Linked DNA regions of Mus musculus: region 1 is linked to region 2. Evidence: chromatin loops called from intact Hi-C (ENCODE). Cell type or tissue: left cerebral cortex. All regions are shown on one strand. Region 1 overlaps Klf13 (Kruppel-like factor 13). Region 2 has its middle 24 kb from the start of Gm20670.

Region 1 (5,000 bases), 110 kb before region 2:
CCTTCACTCCACCTAGCTAGCTGCCTTCCCCTACACATCAAGACCAGGGAGGACCCTACAATACCTTACAATACCATGGCCACTTGACCATGGTAATGTATAAGGAGAAGAGAACCAAGCAGAACAACAACAAAAAAGTACCCCCAAAATATCCATGGTCTCCATTTTGTGTCAACTGCTCCTGAGCATGAGGCCTCCCTGGAGTGTGGTTGATACATCCAGTGATAACCTTCTAACCTTCTAGTAATTTCCTTTGCCAGCAAGTATCAATTGCAATAGCTTCTTCATTAGGAGTATTTTGTATCCATTTGTATCCATGCTGGGATTTTGTCTGGTTTGAATTCCAGCAGCAGGTCTTATGCATGCTAACAGTCTCTGTGAGTTCATTGTTTGGATTCTTTCTTGACAGAGGAGGGAGGGAGAGACAGAGAGGGAGAGGGAGAGGGAACAAGTTGGTAGACGGGAAAGTAGGGAGGCTCAGGGAAGAGTTGAGGAGGGAAAAGACAATTATCAAAATACATAAATTAAAAAACCCAAATAGTTAAATAAATAAATAAATAAATAAATAATAAATAAGCAAGCCAGGCAGAGGGAACTGAGGCTCAGCTCCTAAGTGAATTCCTGCCCGTAAGCAATAGGGCAAAAACAAGGCCACTACCTCACAGGTACCAAGTGCCCATGGGCTGGAAAGTACTGTTGGGTGTGTGTCTTAAGGCTGAGGAAGATTCATCAGACTAAAGGCATCCTTGAAAGCCAGGCTCTTTATACATAGTACTTTATTTATTGACCACTGACCAAAGCAACATGTGGCTCACAGGTCTCTGAGGGCAATGCAAGCTACCTCACATAAAGGAAATGGGAACCAGCCACACACAACCCACGGGCTGAGTGGGCTGGGCACGAGACCATTCCCAAGCTAAGACTGTTCAGGGGACTAGCCTCAGCACCTCCCAAGCCTACTAAGAAGGCTAGGTTGGATAATACTATGTACTGGAGTCAAGGGTACATGTAAGCTACCTACACACTTGGGCCTCTCTAGGAAGGCCTTCTAGGGGTACCTCTGCCAGAAGGTGCACAGCCATTCTGTCTTACATGGTATGATAGCAGAGCCTGAGCCCAACACTTAGCCATTTTTTTCCTGTAGTTGTAAACTGTCTCCTACCAATGAGATGTAGGTTGAGCTTCTATAGACCAGGGTGGAGGCTCATGGGTAGGTATCTGGTCTTTACTGGGACAAATTAGCACCAGACTCCAAGGGTCTCCACAGAAATCCCTACTGGTCTTCATGTCTTCCCATTTTCCTTCTTATTGCTAGGCACAAAGATGGAGGCAAGTCCTAGAACAGCACATGGCCTAGGTACACACAGTACATGGGCAGAGATGGGAGGCTTCCTGGAACACAGAGTACATCTCTTATACATCTGTTCTAACAGCCCCCAAGCTTTGCTTTCTACTTACTCCATGGTCTTCAGGACATCCAAATGTGGTCAATTAAACCGCCTCGCCACTGGATCTTCCAGGATGGTTCTGAGTAGACGCCTAAGCAGTACATCCTGTATAGGGTATAGGACAGCCCCTAAAGGGGATCAGATGCCCTACCCACCCACTCCCCAAAAAAGGGGGGGGGGAAGAGAGAGAGAGAGAGAGAGAGAGAGAGAGAGAGAGAGAGAGAGCGCGAGCAGTCAGGGAGGGAGGGAGGGAAAGAGACTGTTCTAAAGACCACAGGAACAGAACTCAGAAATGCATGGCAGCAGCATGCTCTGTCTAAGCAGGGCCTTGCGCAGGCAGAAGGTCAAGCTACCTCATGTTCCCCAACAAATAGGTTCTCCACAGGGGCAACATTCTTAGGTATCATACCTCGGGAGCAATCAGATACAAGGGGAAAGGCAAGCCATGTTCTTATTTATAATCAGTCAACATGCTCACCTCAGACCACACAGGAAGCATTTTCATGCCAAATACACTAACGGGAAGATGCCGAGAAGACAGGAAAGAGGTAGAAAGGGTGGTTCACAGCTGAGAAGCCAACCTCAAAAATGCTTCCAGGCTTCCCTTTAGGAAACAATTGTTGCATTTGCAAATAGAGTTGCTCCCCCCCCCCCAAAGAAAATTAAGCATGGGGTGACGGAGCGTGGGGGAGGGGAGCATGGGGGTGGTAGGAGGCTAAAGCTGGCAAAAGTAATCACTTCTGAAAAGAATGCCTGCTGAAGCCAGAGCAGCCCAGGGAGGTCACAGATAGAGCAGCCGGTCTTCTGTGTCCTAATAGGCTCCCTATGCCACTCATGTCCATGCACTGACAGCAGGCCTGTCCCAGGAGTCCACAGAAATACTGGGTATGTGTCTACAAACAGCATGTCTGAGCCTTCAGACTATGAAGGTACAAAATCGGCCATGACACCTGGATGGTGCTAGTTTCCCTGTAGAACAGGCTAACACCCTTGCTCAAGACTTCTGGAAAGTATAGCCCAGAGCACATCTGGACTCGGGACTGTTTCTCTTTGGGTGGGGACACTTTGCAAGGCTGGCATTGCTGCCACCTCCTATGAAACTGTCTGAAACTACAGACCTGGTGTGGGCTACTGGCCTTCAGCCCACTAAGCCTTATCCAAGCCGTTCACCTTGAGGTTTCAGATTATCTGCTCCTGATAAATTAGTCCAACTGAATACAATTAACTGAACTTGGGAGGTCTTGGTTACCTAGCAACAAATGAGATGGGGCTGACACTCCCTAATCTGAACCCAGTTTAATACTAGCTAGGAGGTCTCCATAGCAATCCAAGGATGCTCATGGAAGCTTGCAGTTCTTTCTGCTGTAGTTAGGTCCTTCAGAGAAGGTTATGGGGATCTATGGGCATGACAAGCAGCAGAACCATCTGGGCATCCATGAGCAAAACTGCAGGGCTATTAAAGAGAAGGCTCAGTAGTTCAGAGCACATGCTGCTCTTACAGATGAGGGAGGTTCAGTTCCCAACACTGAAATCGTGGCTCACCACTGTCTATAACTCCAGCTCTAGGGGATCTGAAGCCCTCTTTTGGCCTTGGAATGTACTGCACTCACATGGTGAACTTACAAGCAAAAGAGTTACATTAAAAACTTCCAGGACAATTCAGGGTGTGGTATCTCCCAGCACTTGGGAGACAGAGGCAGATTTCTATGTGTTCAAGGCCAGCCAGGTCTACAAAGGGAGTCCTGGACAGCCATGGCTGGTTACATTCAGAAACCCTGATTTGAAAAACAAACAAAAACACCAAAAGCCAAAAAAAAAAAGAAAAAAAAAAAAAAAACCCCTTCAGTACATGAAATTCTGCTTTATCAGGCAACATCCATGCACGCAGGCAGGGGTGGGTAGGTGCCACAGGGTGCCTAAGCACAAACCCTCTTGGACATTTGAGTCATTTTCTCTTCTGCTCTTCAGAGGTCATCATGACCAGACAGACTGGAACTAAGGATGAAAACTCAGGGTGGTGTTCAGCCCGCTTGTACTTCAAGGCCAAGGCTCCTTACTAATGAGCTATAGTATCTTTGTTTACACAATAAGGTATTATCAAACAGAATGCATTCCTCAAAGCAAAATAGCACAATGGGTAAGGACACCTGTCACCAAGCCTGGTAAGCTGAGTTTGATCTCTGGAATCCACATGGTAGAGAGAACTCACTCCCCCGGGATGTCCTCTGACCTCCACGTACATGTATGCTGTGGGATGTGCACGTGTGCATGCACACACACACAAAAGTAAATGTAAGAGCAACTTTTAAAAAAATGAAACACCAAGAGGTTTTTAAAGAAGGGCACTAAAGCACGCCATCTATGAAGTCAAACCTCACACAGCTGGCCAGGGACAGAGACAGCAACACCACTGGGCCTTATAGACAACACAACAAAAGTCTCGTGTCCATGCTTTAGGGTCTTCACCACCCCTCGTTGCAATGGTAAAAACTCTAGTTGGTTTTTAACACAATAAAATAAATTCTGGAAAACAAAAAAACCCAAAAACCTCAATTCTGCAAACATCCTTAAAAAGATAACCCTTGGTCATATTAGCAGGACCATGTCTAAGTTACACAGAGTGGGGTGGGAAGGTACTCTCAGTGATGGGGACACCAGGCAGCTCTCTACTCAGGGGCTAGGCCAGGCCTCTTGCTGAAGGCCAGCTGCTGCTCCCTAGTGAAAGCAGGAGGAGCTGGCATGTTTAGACAGGGGAAGCAAAGGCAGCCCTGAATCTGAAATCAGGGCAGCCAATCTGGACATTCCTCTGGTGCTGGGTTGGGGGCCTGCCACATGTGACAACTCTTAACGGCTACTGCAGAGAGTTGCTTTCCTGGCAGGTCCACACTGAAAATGGAATAAACAGCCCATAAAACAATCCAGCCCCCTTGACATACATAAACCACGAGACTGACACTACACAACCGTAAGGGGAGCCTCAATGGATAAACCATCCACCAGGTGACCTAGACCAACATTTCTGGCCAGAAAAGTGAATGAATGCGCTTCCCAGCTTACTCACCAGGCTCTTTGTTGGGGCAAGGATATATAAGGTGACCTGTCGGAGAAGAGACCCTGGCAAAACAGGAGGCCATGGGAACCTGCTGCTGAATCTACTCATGGGCTGGCCATTCCCACAGGGACACTCCCATCAACAGCCAAGCATGTGGGCAGGAGAGCCTGGCCAGGTGCAGCTGACCCAGGCTGCCAGACTGCCTGCAAGAACAGTTAGAGTTTAACAGCAAACATAATCCTCACTGGCATGGCTGAGGTGTAAAACCAGTTCACACCCTAGACTCCTCCAGGAAGACTGGCTCTGGGCAGGAAGGTAGGTGGCCCCCGGGCTCTGGAAGCTCCACTTATGGGCATCTGAGAAGAGAAACAGCTCCCCAAAATTTTCCATGGAACTTAATCAGCCTCAAAGCCAATAAATCCTGGTGTGGTGTTTACGTAAGCGCTCCTAGCCTCTGGCCCTCAGCCAGTACTCCGAAGCCTACGCTGTGCCAGCTGTCG
Region 2 (5,000 bases):
ATGGCTGTACTCAATAGTCTCAGGAGGTGCTAACTGTGTGGGTACCCAGTGATGCCCAGGACACAGAGGGGCTCTGCCAGGCCTGCTACGTCTGGAGCTAAGAACCGCACATCCTCCCACCCACCCATACTATACTTCTGTCCTCACCTTGGATCTCATGTCTCATTCCTGAGGCTTCTCAGGATCTGTGGCCAGAGGTGGAAAGACCCAAAGGTAAAGATGCCTCATGAGGCAGCTTGGTGTCAGACCACACAAAGATGGATGTTCCTGTACCTCAGCCCCACATAGTGGTTACCACTGACTATGGCAGCAGAGAGCACCCTGCGGCAGAGTCATATCTGTAGGTCCAGAGACTACTCTGGGAAAGTTCATTCCCTGTCTACTTGCCTCACCCTGTAACTTCTCACTTGGGCCTCTGCTCTGCAACTCTGATAACTTCCACCATAAGACCTTCCCCGAAGCTGAGCTGATGCCAGTACCAGGCCCTAAACTTCTAGAACTCAGAGCTAAATGAACCTTTTCTCTTCATACATTAGCCAGCCTTAGTTATGTCATTATAGTCAAGAAAAATGGACCTGTGCATCTTTGTTTTCTTATTTATGTTTTTACTAGGCATGTTGGTGTGTGTGTGTGTGTGTGTGTGTGTGCGCGCACACACACACTCACAAGCGTGCATGTATGTGTGCATATATGGGCATGCTCAACTGTGCTGGCAGGCATGAGTAGAAGCCCAAGGTTGAAGTTGGAATGCCTTCTTCTGTACTTGTCTACCTTAACTTTTAAGGCTGGGTCTCTACTAAATCTGAAGCCTGGCATTTGTTTAAACTGGCTGGCTGGGGAGCCTCTGAGATCTGCACATTTCTATGCCCTAGCCCAGGAATTGCGGGCACACACTGCTATGTCTGGCTTTTACTAGGGTGCTGTGTAGCTGGCATTTTATCCATTGAGCCATCTCCTCAGCTCTGTGTATCTTTTCCTTTCCTTTCCTTTCCTTTCCTTTCCTTTCCTTTCCTTTCCTTTCCTTTCCTTTCCTTTCCTTTCCTTTCCTTTCCTTTCCTTTCCTTTCCTTTTCCCCAGAGCTGAGGACGGAACCCAGGGCCTTGCGCTTCCTAGGCAAGCGCTCTACCACTGAGCTAAACCCCCAACCCCTGTGCATCTTTTCTTAACCTTTGGTTTTCAACTTTTCTCTCACCCTGTGTTTCGGAAGTCTTTCCAAAAACACACAGCCATACTTTAAAAATTCCAGTTTCAGTTATATCTTTGTCTTTTAGTTGGAATACTTTATATGTTTAATTAACTAATTATACAAATTTAATTATTGATATAGTTGGGCTAAAATCTGGCCTTGAAATTTATTTTCATAATTTGACTCTATTGAAATTGTATGTAGAGGCTGGAGAGATGGCTCAGAGGTTAAGAGCACTGGCTGCTCTTCCAGGGGTCCTGAGTTCAATTCTCAGCCACCACATGGTGGCTCACAACCATCTATAATGGGACCTGATGCCCTCTTTGGGTACGGAAGATTGATATATATTCTTCTTCAGAGACATCTTGGAATATCTTGGAATTCTTACTATATGTAAAATTAAGAATTATATTTATAAACCATGAGCTCAACATTTTGCCTTTCCCACAGTGAGAGAGGACCTTAGCCTTTGGAGCTCTGGCCCTGCACTTGGTGAGATGTTTCCCTGAGGGTTGCTCTATCAAAGCTGTGACTGTCTCAGCCACACGACATGCTATTATCACCAAGTTTCAACCCACTTCTTTTCATTTATCCTCACGGAGCCTATTAGGCCTTCAATCCTTCTACTTCAGGCCTGCCTTTAGGATCGCTTTTCTCGTCAGGAAGAAAAGATGTAAACTCTGTGCTCTCTGTCTCGCCCTCTTCTCACAAGCTCTCTTCTCTGCAGCTCTACAGTGGTGCTTACTTTCAGGCCCTGACAGCTGCACCCTATGCCCCCTGTATTTATCATCACCCCTTGAATACCTGGTCTGGTGTCTTTGGCTGATGTCCAACATGGCTTCTCAGTCACCCTCCTGACTCAGTTGTACCCTGAGGGTGCCAGCCTTCATGTGCACAGGACCTCCACCCTGACTCCTTCCTGGGTGGCCTGGGAGACTTGATTGTTCCTTAAGACCAACAGTGGTTCGGAGGCCCAAGCATTCCTGTCTTTTCTAATGAACATATTCCACAGGATGCTGTGGACTGTTGAGTAAGTTATGTGCTCCCAGGAGTCTCCAGTCCAGTATGCAGGTGGCTTGTGAAGTTAAGGTTGTCTGTTTCTCTAATTGATACTAAGATTCTACATGGGCAACACATTAGTGTCTGGGGCCCCTTGTTGGGGTGAGAGTTGGGGACATGACAGTGCCAGTAGACTCAGCAGGATTCTTGGCTCTGAGGACCTGCTCTTTGACCAGAATCCCTGAGAGGCTCCTAGGAAACTCACCCAGTGGACATCTGCCTGGAGTTCTGTGGCAGGCTGGGATCCAGTCCTAACTTTTGCTCTGCTCTGTCCTCTACTGTCCAGTGATGACACTCAGGATGAAAACCAGGCACAGAAAGGACATGGCGGCTGCCAGCTGGGCTCCTTGCTCCCCCTGGGCTTCCAGGGCTATGGGGAGCTGGCAGGCTGCGGTGCCGGGAAAACACATTGTTTGGGGGCGTTGCGGATACAGTACAGGATATTTTTAGCAGATTGTTCTGACTTAGTGAAAAACCTGAAAGATAGTGTTGATGAGCCCCTTGTTTTAGCTCCGCAGATGGCTGAGCTATAATTAGACGCTTGTTTCTGGGCGACTCTACAGTTCTGTAAGAAGACACCTTGCGGGGTGCAGAGCACATGGCGGGAGGGCGCCTTCGTGGTTTAATTTGGGGCTCAATTTTTTACTCTTTACTCTCAAACCATTAACTGTGTTTGTGACAAAAAAAAAAAAAAAAAAGAAAGAAAAGTAAATGATTCATGGGTTTCTCTAGCTAATCTCAGCCTGGAGAGGTCAGAGGTTGACCCCTTTGTTTTCTGACTTGGTGACAAGCTGTCAGGCACCCTCCTCCTACTCAAAGGTGCTTCTGGGGCCTCCGCCAAGGCAGGTTCTCTGTGCTCACCTGCTCTGCCCTTTCTTTTCCAACAGGGCTTTCTTTTGTGCTTAAGTGTGAGACACCAGGCCTGTTCCTTCTCTTGCTCTTCCCGCTTCACAGGGAAGGGGCTGTGGCTTTTCTACTCCTAATTGTTCTGGTGCTTAAAATGGGGATATATGCCTTTAGTCACCAGCTCCATCTCTCTTCTTCTCTGACCCATGGGCTCCCTGAAACAGGACCAGTGTTGGGTCTGTCTTTATGAGTTCATTTCTTCATGCAAGGAGAGAATTAGTGAAGCACGCTCCGTGCACAATGCATGACACAGGGAAGATGCAGACGAGATTTGAGAGAAGATGGGCCAGATGAAGCTGAAGACGGGAGCCAGCCACTCTACTCTTACGGCTGGGATGGAGATACAGACACAGTCCCAGGCAGGAGTGGCCACTTATTGCCACAGGCTGACTCCCACGACCCTGACTGCCTTCAGAGACCAGTCACAGAAGGCAGAGATATGCTGACCTGTTTCCTGTCACTGTCGCAAATGTCCAAGGTGACAAACTTATCAAAAGCATAGGCTTTGTAGCTTGTGGATTTGGTGTCTCGCTGAGGGGTGTGTGGCAAAGCAAACACTTCACCTCACTGGGGGAGTACAAAAGAGTGAGGGTCCAACAGTCCCCACAATCCCAGACTCTGAAGGCTTCTCTTGGCTTCATCCCATAAATAATCTCTCACAGCACCACTGGGGCAAAGCATTTACCTTACTGATCTTCAGGGGATGCATACGGTCTCAACGCCATTAAGAAAGGAGGGCATGCCACTTCCTTGGCCTGTGTCTTAGTTTGTTTTCTCTTGATAGTAACACCATGACCAAAAGCACCCTGGGGGAGGAAAAGGCTTGTTTCAGCTTACATCTTACAGTTCAGGTTCCAGGGGAGGCCAATTCAGGAATCTGGAGGCAGGAACTAAAGCAGAGACCATGGAGGAATACTGCCTACTGGTTTGTTTTCTGTGGCTTGCTCACCTTTGCTTCCTAACAAAATTCAAGACCACCTTCCCAGGGGTAGTACTGCTCACAGTGGGCAAGGCCTTCCTATATCAATCATTAACCCAGAAAATGCCTCACAGGCTTGCTGACAGGCCAGTCTGATGGATGCAGTGTCTCAGTGGAGGTTTCCTTTTCCCAAATGACTGTTGCTTGTATAAAACTGACAAGAAAACAAAACGAAACATCCCCCCAAAAACCCAGAAAAACAAAAACCAACCAGCCAAACAACAACAAAAAAGACAAAAACAAAACAAAACACAAAATAACACACACACACACACACACACACACACACACACACACAAACACAAAACTAACCAGGAGGAATTGTAAGGATGCCATGCTGTATCCTATGTCTATACCACTGTCAGCTTCTACCTCTGTCTGGTCACTGGCTCTGAGAGAAGCCAAGTTAACAGCAGTTATCTGAGGCCTGTGGGGTGAGGAGCTGCCTCCCTCCTATAGTCACGGGTATGGCTTGAAAGCAAGACCTCACACACAACAGCTTCCACGGACCACTGTCCCTGTCACTAGAGGCCTGATGATCACCAGGACAGTCTGATGGTCAGTCAGTCAGAACTGCTAGCTGAGCTCTTCCCAGCCCCCTGCCCCCACTGCTGAGGCCAAGTGAGCTTTCTAAGTTGTCAAACTTCCCGTTGACAGATAACAGACACACCATACAATCTGGATTCTGCCAGTACCTGAGTCAGGGGTGGGGGCTCAGTCACCCTCCCCGTAATCTGTTATCCCCCTGCCTCTCATCTCTCTGGCATCATTTCTTCCTTTCTTTGCAGGCTAGTTTTCAGCCCTTACCAACACAGATCTCCACGTGGCCAACATCCACCAAGATGGGGAACGACCGAAGCCACAGGGAAT

Evidence for each region. Peaks named below come from ENCODE experiments on the same cell type or tissue, not always from the same donor. Only the 100,000 strongest peaks of a DNase experiment are listed, where the experiment ranks them.
Region 1: it touches region 2 in a loop (8-fold over the local background); 5 of 42 quality-filtered maps call a loop at or near these places.

Annotation. Positions count from the first base shown.
Region 1 is chr7:63,920,161-63,925,160 of GRCm38, forward strand. The region is part of intron 1 of Klf13 (Kruppel-like factor 13); the gene reads right to left. It overlaps E030018B13Rik (RIKEN cDNA E030018B13 gene), which reads left to right. Exons shown (of 3, transcript NM_001256311.1): 3 at 1-379. Among named protein-coding and RNA genes, the nearest start is that of E030018B13Rik, 5.8 kb to the left of the region's middle. In left cerebral cortex, CTCF peaks have their summits at 3,041 (motif pointing left) and 4,191; DNase peaks (open chromatin) are centred at 4,230 and 4,935; H3K4me3 peaks cover 449 bases; H3K27ac peaks cover 3,000 bases.
Region 2 is chr7:64,030,523-64,035,522 of GRCm38, forward strand. No RefSeq gene overlaps it. Among named protein-coding and RNA genes, the nearest start is that of Gm20670, 24 kb to the right of the region's middle. In left cerebral cortex, a CTCF peak has its summit at 2,579; DNase peaks (open chromatin) are centred at 2,719, 3,135 and 3,365; H3K27ac peaks cover 1,784 bases.